Regions from separate parts of the Mus musculus genome. Here region 1 is linked to region 2. The links are chromatin contacts, found by Hi-C in ENCODE. All regions are on one chromosome and are shown on one strand. Each heading gives the region's core, a stretch centred on a gene start or an enhancer-like site at or near the end of the contact. The rest is flanking DNA. Distances are from core to core; before and after follow the strand shown. Region 1 overlaps Slit3 (slit guidance ligand 3). Region 2 holds the start of Slit3 (slit guidance ligand 3).

Evidence for each region. Hi-C counts contacts between places; a loop is a spot of excess contacts on that map.
Region 1: a loop to region 2 is called in a map of heart, with 9 times the contacts of the local background. The contact joins the enhancer-like site here to the promoter of Slit3 in region 2. A Hi-C loop is called at or near these places in 4 of 37 maps with a recorded cell type or tissue (gastrocnemius, heart and left cerebral cortex).

The regions. Positions count from the first base shown.
Region 1 is chr11:35,229,381-35,234,685 of GRCm38, forward strand. The region is part of intron 3 of Slit3 (slit guidance ligand 3); the gene reads left to right. Among named protein-coding and RNA genes, the nearest start is that of Gm33453, 5.8 kb to the left of the region's middle. Within about 2 kb of position 2,471, at least 2 of the 3 ENCODE cell types and tissues checked have a DNase peak (open chromatin) inside an H3K27ac peak, as active enhancers do; they include gastrocnemius and heart, where a contact is called at or near this core.
Region 2 is chr11:35,117,532-35,123,246 of GRCm38, forward strand. Slit3 (slit guidance ligand 3) reads left to right here and starts at 3,925. Exons shown (of 36, transcript NM_011412.3): 1 at 3,925-4,180. The coding sequence starts at 3,984.

The sequences.
Region 1 (5,305 bases), core at 1,221-3,720, 110 kb after region 2:
TTTATCTTACTTACCACTCACAGTGATGTATGTGAATTTGGGGGGCGAGGGGTGGGTGATGGTCCTTTGCTGCCACTTAAGGCTTCCTAGCTACCATGCTCCCCATCTTTCCACTGAGAGCGTCTGTCTCGGAGAACAAAGTAGCATTGATGCTTTCTCTGCAGACAGGGGGGAGTTTCTGAAGTATCAGCAGACGGAGAATAAACACAGGCTAAATGTGACTAACCCAAGCAGCCCTGGTGACCTTTGTGGGTCAACACACACTGTCTTGCTCCCTCCAGGGTCTAGCCCAAGACACCTGGACATTCCACAACTCTGTATGTAAAGAAAAGAGCCCGCTGGTGTGTGGGTGGTCCTAGAGGTCCCCAACACAGTCCTTTCCCCAGTGAGGTGAATTGATGAGTCTGTCCCTTTCATATCTTGCACAGCTGAGTCTGGGAGCTGGGGCTCTGGGAGCCTTTTCTTCCCTCATGGTGCTCACCATACCTGTCCAGGGAAGCATCTGCTTCTCCAGACTCCCACAAGTGGCCACTCTTGACTTTTGGTTTATGCATCAACTGAACACGCCCATAACAGGCTCATAAAGGTCCCTTGTGAGCCTGGTGCTGTGATGTCTATCTATAGGACACAGACTACATCAGCCATGTTTCCCAGTCTGGGAAGATGAGACTTATATATTAAGCATTGAAGTATATTGAAGGGTCTTACTACCCCATTAGCTACAGGTTTAGTATCAGGCATCTGGCTTTGGGTCCCACATCATCAGGTTGGCTGTTTTGCTATGGTAAGTGCCTGATCCTTCTTTAACCACTGTGTCTTTTTTTTTTCAGGGATGGTAAGAGTGTTGGCCTCTAGGCATGTCTATGAATCGAGTGTGTGCAAAGTGTTTCAAATGGAGGTGGACTTGTGTTTTTAGTGTTAGTAGTAGGCTTAAGTGGATGAACTTGGGAGATCTCAGTGCTACAGAAGTTCTGAACAGTAGCACACTCCCCTTCTGTACCCCGCTCTTCCCTTTTCTCTTCTCCTTGCTCACTGATGGCTAGTGTCTTTGACTGATACATTACCCAAGCTTGAGCTCAGAGGGCCACTTTTACTCCCTTCATTGCTGCCAGTCCCTCATCCCATAAAGGCCTTCACTCACAAACCTACTGGTTACACCTGGTTTCTGTCTCTGCATTGGTGCTTAATTATTACTAACGAAGCCTACACTCATAACTCTAGAGCCCTCTTAACTGTCCTCCTTAATTTCTGTGTCGCCCCCTTCCAAGTCAGAGAGGACTGCTCTATAGGTGGTCCTCAACTCTACTGCCACCGGAGAGGACTTCTTCAAATTCTAACCAGATGGTCGCTTTCTTGATGATACTCTTTCTGTTGCTTATCTTACATAAAGGCTGCTCCCAACTTCCTCACAAAAGCAGTACAAGACTGCCCCCAACACAGCCCGTAGACTCTGCCATCTACAGGAATGCATAGACTCTAAGCCTAGGGTGTGGCTTCTGAAGAGACCCACTTATCCTTCCAACTGGAACTCAGACTCTCTTTCTTTGGGACACTGTTAAACTAGGACTACCTAGCTGCCCCTCCTCCATGTCCCTGTCACACCTCTGCTTACAAGATCATGGTGTCATTTTATACTTCACATCTGTCTTCCTCAACCACACATGGTCTTAAAGAAGAGATTGTATCTCATTCGTCTTTTCGTTCAGGCTTTTATTTTAAAAGAGCTGGAGAGATGGCAGGGTGGAAGGAGAGTTTAATGGACAGATACACGGATCGGTCTGTGGATCACTGAAATGGTTCAGTTCAACAGTGGTCAAAGCTTCTGAACATGTGTTGCACGCATGGCTAAATGCAAGATGGTCTTCAACAACCCCTTTACAAAGACAAGCTGTGTTTCTTAAAGCTCCACAGTTGAAGTCGAAAAACTATGAGGGCAACTCAGCAACCAGGAGGCTTTGACCTTGATCCAGAGCAAAGCTCAGAGGTGCTTCTGCTCATAGAAGAAAAGGAGGCACATGCATGGGCCCTCTCCTAGCTTAACCTGCCTTGCCTCCTGCTGACCTTATCTCTGCTGGCCTCACCCAGGTCCATTCGGCTCTACATTCAGCCCACTGTTCATTCTAACTCGAACAGTGGCTAGAGATGGCCACCTCCAGTGCCAGAGTCACATCAAAGCAGGTGGCATCAAAGCATCAAGGCCAACCACCATCTGCAACTTTCAGGAGAACAGCTTGTTTCTCTCTATTCCATACTCAATAACTCGGATAACTGGCCTCCTTGCTTGAAGTTTGACTTTCAAACCAGTCTAGTGCTCCCACAGGGAGCCAAGCAGAAGACCATTGTCCAATTGTTTCACCAAGGAAAACAGAATAAGTCTTAGAGTGATCTAGAAATACAACATTAAGCTTCTGATATGGAGAATTGGCACGCGAACCAACCAGTCAACGGTGGAAAGGCCCTGGGGCTACTGGGATCAGAGCCCAGCCTGGCCGCCAGGAATCCTCATTCAGGGGTTGAGAAGCAGCCGGCAAAGCACAATTGGCTAAATTTGGTTGTGTTTTTATTTTTGTCCAGCCATAAATACCGGCAAAGAAATGAAAACTATTCCTTTCCTTCCGGGAGCCTCAGAGCCAGGCTGGCTTTATTTTTAGCTGCTAGTCTAGGGCTTTTAGCACACTAAATACTCTGTCCACTACTATAAGAGGCAGTGGGCTAGACTCTAGGGGTTTTGCCTAGACCGAGAGTTGGGTGTCTGAACTGAATTCTTCCCAGACTTTGTGCAATTATGATGACAAGGGTGGCTCCAGACAGAACCAAAGAGGGACTCAGTTCTTGTCCAAAGGGTCCCCAAGAGAGTCCTTTTCAGGAAAGGCAGAGTGCTCAGAGCAGATCAGTGTCTGGAGAGGGTGGAAGAAGTCGCAACTGTAGATGAAAAGAAGCAGAAGAATTGTAGATTGGGAATGGGCCCGGGTACTTTTATTCTGTGAAGGTTTTGAGTGCCCTGATTCAGGACCTGAAGCTAGCTAACTATGACCAGATCCTGCTACAGCACCCCTGAGAGATGATGTGGCCTCGGTCTGGCCTGGATACTTGGCTTTGAATTTATTATGTAAGAGGCAAGAGGACAATAACAACCCAGCCTTAAGCTCTACTTGGAGAGACTGCCAGGGCCGCAGGAAACATAGCATTTGGTATGCAGAGCAGAGGTTGGGAGCAGCCATCCCTAGCATCATTATCACGAGGGCCTTCATGTGACATTCAGTATTCCACATGTTCTAGGCCAGTTCTTCCTGGAACCAGAGGAGTAGTGTCATTTGCATTTGGAAAACAGAGGGTCAAAGGGCTTAGTAACTTGTCCTTAGCTCTACAGTGAGAGAATAATCCAGCCAAGCCTAAAACCAGCACTGATGAGCCTCAGTCCTAACACCATGCCTTCAGTGGGACCAGTGACCTCTATATGCTATGAAGAGACTTATCACTGAACACATAGGAGCTGCTCTAAGCAGGGAACTAGGTTCCTCTGCCTTGAGTCCTCCAGTTTCATGATAAGAGTGTGCAAACACGATGTCAAACGTGATTTTATTTTTTTATTTAAGCAGAAAGCAACTAATGGATACTGAATGTAGAATGGTGTCTACCCGGGATGTTAGAAGGGAAAATCAGGGAGTTGTTAAATGGATAGTATAATTGTGTGAGACGGAAGTGTCCTGGAGATTCGTCCTACAGCCAGGAGAATACAGTCCACATGACTGTGCCTCCTACCTCCGAACTGTGTGCTTAGAAACTGAGAGGACAGCTAATTTCATGTGGTATGATTTCGCCATCCTTTTTAACAATTAGAAATAAGATCTCAAGTATTGGGGTCAGACCATCGTAGAGGCAGGCAGCGGGTTGGAGCGTTTCCTGTCCTACTTCCCAGCCTTTCTGTTCCGTCTTCCCTATGATCAGAAGCTTCCTCAGCAGCATCCCTGGTCCCACCCCACATGGCACAGACTTTGTCAGGGCTAAGGTGCATGCTCTGTGAAGGGCGTTCATTAGGCGACATTGTGATGCTTCTCTGTCTCGTGCTTGGCCCTTTCTGACCTGCTTTGAGTCCCTGGTTCCACCAAAGATTTTGTCTATAGAATGGGAGGAGATAGTAGTTAAGTCTCCCTTCCCAGAGTCATGTTTTCTTAGAGTACATGTAGGGAAAGGAGCAGGCTTGGACTTCGTTTCAGAGAAGTGGGGTGCAGGTCCTGCTTTCCTCCTCAGTTTGTTTAGCTCTAACATGGGGGTAACAGTTATTCCAGGTAACTGCGTTTCACCTATGAATAGATGCAATGCCGAAGAACATGGAGCTAGCTAAGAACAGGCCTCTCTCCAGGTTGATTACCTACCTCAAGAAAGCATTCCTCATCAACATCAGAACAGGGGCTTGGTATGCCCCGGTCCTTTCTGGTCTCAGCCACGTTCAGAAGAAACTTGGGCTGTTTTCTGTGTTACCAAGTTTTAAGTCACTGAGACTACAATACCTGACATAGGTTAGGAAGGTAAGGTTTTTTGTTTTTGTTTTTGCTTTCGTTTTTTAATTTGGCTTTCTCTTCAGAGAGTTTCAGTCTATCTTGTCAGGAAAGGCAAGGAGGAGAAGCTCACTTGGTGGGAGACAGATTGTGTGATGAAAGCTACTTGTACCATGGTAGACCAGAACGCCAAAGAATATTGGAACCTTCAAAGGCCCTTTCCTAATGATATATTTCTATCAGCTAGACCCCACCACTAAAACTTCCACAGAATCTCATCCCATAAATATGTCTTAATTGTTTTTAGCTCAGAAGAAAGTAAACTTTTAGGTTGAAATGAATACTTTCAATAGATTTATGGTGTACTTATTTTTATACTTGCTCAGATATGACCTGAGAAAATTTCTCATGGACAAAGCATCCCATAAAAGCCAAAGGGCCAAGGACCCATGAATGTCATGATACAGCTCTGCTGTGCTCCCAAGAGCCCCCATGACAGAGATAGGTTTTTGGATTCTTCAACCCATAATGATCTGACTTGCCCTCTTTTCTGTTCCTATGGCAACTGCCATCTGCTCTGATCCCCGCCATTATTTAAGACTTGGAACATTTTCTCTGATATTTAATTTATGCCGTGAAAAGCCCAAAAGTGTTATCTGGAGTCCATGGGAAAGAAAGTTGTCACCAATGAGTGATGTCTGTCCCAGACTTGTGACCAAGGAGAGGAGGCACGGCCAGTGGGCTAGGTTTGACAGATAGGCATTTCTATTTCCAGCCTGACTATAAACTCTATTATAATAATGGTC
Region 2 (5,715 bases), core at 2,675-5,174:
GTGGGGGAGAGAGAAAGAGATAGAGAGACAGAGACAGAGACACAGAGAGAGACAGAGAGGGACAGAAACAGAGGCACAGAGACATAGAGACAGAGAGGGAGAGAAGGACAGAGACAGAGAGGGGGAGAGAGAAACACACAGAGAGTGAGAGAGGGAGGGAGGGAGGGAGGCAGGGAGGGAGGGAGGGAGACTGAGACAAAGACAGCAGCTAGCATGCATGAAAGAGCTGACATATTTGCTGGGAGAGCAGATCGCATTTCAGACCTGCATCTTAGAAACACTCTTGGATCTTCAGGACCAAAGATGGCTTGGCAAAGCCAAAACAATTAAACAGTGAAGTAAAACAACAAAGTAATATATGTGGGAGCCAAAGAGATCAACAGTTATACCTGAACCTAGAGTCCATGTTCCTGTTGGAGGACTACAGACTAGGCGGGGCCAGCTGCAAGAGGACCAGACAGGAGTGGGAACTGAGTAGCTGTCCAGAGGAGACACTTGTAGGCCTACTGCCTTCTCACATCCCTGACACCTTCCGGCTAACAACCTCACTGTGTCGCCTTTGACAGAAGAGCTCCTTCCTCCCTGCCAACCAAGTGGAGTTTATACAGAAATGGTACCCATTGCTTCTTGTCTTTTCTGGTGAGAAGAGTGATTACATAACCAGTCCAAACCAGTCCACAATTGGAGCCTTACTGGGAATTTGGAAACATGTTTATGACCTCTTACCTTGGAGCTAGTCCTTGAAACCCTTTTCTCTTTTCTTCTTAGATTTCTTTTGTGCTACCCAAGGCTTTAATCGAGCATAGTGTTTTCATGATCCCCACAAGCTACTGTTATTATATATTGCTTGCAACCAGAAAAAAATGTCATCTGACTGTGGTGGTCCAGTAGAGAGACAGAAGAGGCGAAGGAGAGGCCTAAAGTGGGTTTTCTTCAGGGGATAGGTGGATGTTTGGTTTTAAAGACTGGAAAAGAAAAGGGAATTTTTTTTTAAAAAGTTGGCTAAGGAGGCGTTTGCAGAACACCGAAAATCGTTCCACAGAATGAAAAGTTATCTTTGGCATATGGGCATAGAAAATTCTACCCAACAGCTTGACCCCTAATGACTTACCCAGACTTCAGCAGCGAGGCTGGCGAATTCTTTCGCGAGGAGACTGACACATTGTGAAGATGCCTCAGAGGTAGGCAGAGGCTGAAATGCAACCATGGGCCCTGCTCCACAACCTCTCACTAATTAGCTGGGTAACTTTGCACGGAAGCCTACCTCTCTGATTCTCTTTTCTCCTTAGGAAGAGACAAGAGGTGCGTTTTGTATTTGAGATTCTGAGCTTACATTCCAGGAAAGCTTTTTGTGAGCACCAGAAGGAGTTAACTGGAAAACTAAAGTCAGCAAACCTGCAGCGAATCTCCAAGAAGGGGCAGAGTAAAGAACACCCTAGTCGTTGCTGGGGAAACCCTGTCCCCTAAGAAGACACATGTTAGACCCAGCCATTGCCAGAAGACAGTGGATGTAAAACACCCAGATTAGGTGATTTCTAAGGGTGTCTCTGCCCAAGAAATGCAGGTCTCTGTGCACCCTGCTCGTCTGTGTACGCATGTCTATTTCACTTGCCCAGTACTTAAAGATGACTGATTCTGAAGAACTCCCATGATCTGTGGTCTGTTTTAGGGGCCTTCTCTGAGGAAGTAGCATATTTCAATGCCCGAGAAGTCATTTAAAGATCCAGTAGGCTCTCAAACTCCCATGCAGCTTAAATAGAAACACAGAGGCTTACCACTGTGCTCAGAGAACCCACCCAGGTCCAGGCTGCAGGGCTGCAGAGCATGCTTTTAGTATGCATGCATTTCAGCAAACAAAGACAACCCCGCTCTTTGCTGTTCCAGACAGTCTGAGATGCTTTTGTGCCCTTGGGACCTTGCCCGGTCCTCTCTCATCTGCCTCAGCCCTGGTACTAAATTGGTTCAAGGTTTGTAGGAAAGCTTTGGAGGACTGAGGCAAAGGCATGTTTGGAGTTCTTTAATGCTGAAGTCACCATCGGAAGCAGAGCCTAGCTCTTTTCTGGCCACCAGAGGGCGATGGCGGCAGCAGCTGGGCAGAAACAGTTCCCAAGAATAACAGCAGAGAACTGAATCTCACGTGTGTGCTGGGGTTGGGGTATAAGTGTGTGGGGGTGGGGGGGGGGAGCTGGGGGGCAATTGAGTCCTTAGAGCTAAGTCTCTGAAAATATGCTAGCTATAATAAAATAAAATTTGCACCTCAGCTATATATTTACAGTGTGTAGTCAAGTAGCTAAAAGTTTCCTTTAAGGAAAATAGAAGAATCTGAGTAGCATTCATATGAGGGAAAAGAGAGTTCTCAGGCGCATAGTGGTTAGTGGTATGTGAACATACATGTTCTTCTCTGTATGTGACTGCATATTTTTTGTGTGTGAAAGTGCATGTGTTTTATAGTTAAGAGTATAGGGGTGTGGGGGGGTGTAGTGTGTGTGTGTGTGTGTGTGTGTGTGTGTGTGTGTGTGTGTGTAAAACCAAGGCTATTTCAGACCTTTCCAGTACAAGAGGATCTCAAGGAAGTCTGGGCAATATTTCCTCCAGTTCCTGCCCCTTCCCTTCAAACAAACAAACAACATCATTCCTACAAGTATGTATGGAGCCTGTAACATGGCCCTTCCCCACCGGCATCTGGAAAAGCTCAGACCAGCCAATTTAGAGCAGGCACTGGCAGAATGAAGGCAAGGCTGGGGAGGAGGGGGATGGGGAATAGGTCCCTTGCATGCTACTGCACTATTTTATAAAATCACGTTCTTTTCTTTGATGTGCAAGGGAAGTCTGTCAGAACGGTGGCACCTTGAAATAAGGAAATAAAGGTCCGCAGGTGACATGATTGCCCCTTAGTCCCCTAGACAGGAAGCAGATGAAGTGATGGTGTCAATACCGGGGTCCAAGTTCTTACATTTACTACAGAGAGAGAGAGAGACAGAGAGATAGACAGACAGACTGACTGACTGACTGACTGACTGACTGTGACTGTGTGTCTGTGTAGTGTTCTCTAATCTGTAAGTCCTCTAGGAAATAGTTGTTGGCCTTAGCTGTGAACACTAATTAGGGTAGGGGCAAAGTTTCCACGGATAAATGTGTCAGGGTACAGAATGCCTAGTAGCTGTATGGTCTCGGATAATCATTTCACTTAGTCCAACTTTGACTCTTTCACCTAAAACATGAAGCCTAGTTTCTGATGCTCCCATGTGGGTATTCTGTATCCAGCTCGGTGACTGAATTAAAAAAAAAAAATGAAGCCACGAGGTTTATCAGTTCTTGGCTCCCAAGAATAAATGAATTTCAATGTTTCTTTCCTGGCGGCCCGGGCTGGCCAAGTCCCTTTCCTTCCCAGTTGGGTCTCTCTAGCTCCCCTGCTGCCTCCTCCCTACAGGCTCTTGGTTGCTCCAGCAAAGTTCCCAACTTAGTCGACGTGACGCTCAGCGCAGCCAATGGGAGGCGGAGCTGGTGTTTTGGGAGGGGGGCGGGAGGGGCCGGGCCCCGCGTCTCCGGTGTCTACCCTGCTCAGTGAATGGAGAAAGCGAGCGCCGGCTAGCTCTCCGGACCACTCCGTGCCCCAGCCGCCTCTGTGCTCCGCAGCCCAGCCCTGAGCCGGACTTCCCGGGGCACGGTGCTCCCTGGCGCTCAGTCCAGGACCCAGACAGAGCCCTCACCTCTACCGGCGACCCAGAGGGACCCGAGGGCGCTCGGTACCTGGGCACCGTGAGTGATGCGCAGCGGGGCAGCGCCAGCCCCACGGATGGAGCTGCTGCCGCCGCCGCCCGGCGCGCCCCGCTCCGCCCGCACCCCGTGCGCCTGAGCGCCGCGCCCGCCCCTCCTCCGCGCTAACTCCGCCGCCCGCCCCCCAGGCCGCCCGCGCGCCTCCTCGGGCTCCTCGTGTCCCGCCTCGCCAGGCATCCTCCTCTGGGTGCGGGCGCTTGTGCACCATGGCCCTCGGCCGGACCGGGGCCGGCGCCGCTGTGCGCGCCCGCCTGGCGCTGGGCTTGGCGCTTGCGAGCATCCTGAGCGGACCCCCTGCTGCCGCCTGCCCCACCAAGTGTACCTGCTCCGCCGCTAGCGTGGACTGCCACGGGCTGGGCCTGCGCGCCGTTCCTCGGGGCATCCCCCGCAACGCAGAGCGCCTGTGAGTACCCACCCCGCCCGCCCGCTCAGGCCACCCACCCGGCTGGCTCCTACAGAGTCGCCCTCAGGGCGCAGGTCCTTCTTTCCTCTCCGGTGCATGGGGGACGATCCCTACTCCCCTACCCCTGCTGTCAGACACGCTCAATAAGTTGGGGGTGGCGTGGCTTTGGGCAGGTGTGGAGAGAAGTGTACGAGTTGCCCCCGCGATGGGACCGCGTAGTGCCTCCCTGGTTGAGGGCACCGGGGGCTTATCCGCTGACAGATCGGGAGAATAAAGCTAGCAGAAGGCTAGCGCGGAGGAGTGGGGGGGTGTCAGAGAGCGTGGTGGTCTCAAGGTTTGGGGTTGGGTATGAGGGGTCCATTACCCCTTGCTTCTTAAAGAGGGAGAGGCGAGGTAGCAAGCTAGACGGAGATGGGGAGTTTCGATCGCAGAGACCTGAGAGCCTCCTTCCCGGACCCCCTCGCCCCCCCCCCAAAAAAAAAACCTGCGACCCTCCTGGAGATCAGAATGGGCCAGCTGCTGTGTGGCTGTCCTTGCTAGGAAAGTTGAGTGTGTACGAAAGAGGTCTTAACTTCTGAAAAACCGGACGGATTCTGAGTGGGTGCTCTCAACACCCTCCCTGCCTGGAGTGCAGCATTGGGGATGCCAAGTTGCAGCCCGGGTGAATTTTTTATGGCCGGGTTATAAATGCCTCCCCAAACGGGCCGGAGAATGGAAATGCTGACAGCCCTTTAAATGAGACCTAGCGCTATAATCTTACAAACCGCACTCAGCCTCGGATCCTGGGGTTGGCAGCTAGCGGAGAGGCTCTTGGAGAGTGGGGTGGATTGACCCTCGTTTTAACCCCAATTGTGCAACCAAATATTTACTTTTCTTATGTCAGCGTTTTGGAAAGATTTATCATTTTGATCCTCACGACCAAATTCAAAATTTGGCCTCCGGGGGTGGGCTCCTTTTAGTCCACAGTTGGGGGCGGGGTGAGGGAGTATGGAGCCCTGGTGGTGGAGGGAGCTGGAGCCTCTGAGTGGGTGAAGGCTTGCCCTAGTCACAATTCCAGCCATTGCACTGCCCAGTTGCTCTCTACCCAGCCTGTCTCAGGGTTAGCATACGGGTCTTCTTCAGTCCTGCCTACTTCAGGTCAGGAAAGAGCCGGGTTGTCCTAGCTGCCCACCACTGTTATCACCCCTACCGCCTCCCCACACCTCCCCCTTTCTTCTTCTTGGCTGTCTAGGCAGAGACTTCCTAGAAATGCTTTCTTTATTCTGGGTGTTTTCTTTTGTTTGTTGTTTTCAAAGTGCAGTGATTGTTCTGTTGTTTAGACTGTAGAAATTCTGGAGGGCTGGCCCTGAGTCTTCATTAACACCAGGAAATTAGGATCAGAAATGCAAACCGACCTGCCCAATAAAACAGGGCAAATATGCCACCAGAGAAAGGGGCTGGAATCCAGGCATCCACACCTTCATTCAGGTTTTGTATTAGACCCTATTTGTGAAAAATCTCATTTAAATGGTATTTTTAGGTATGTATAAACTAAG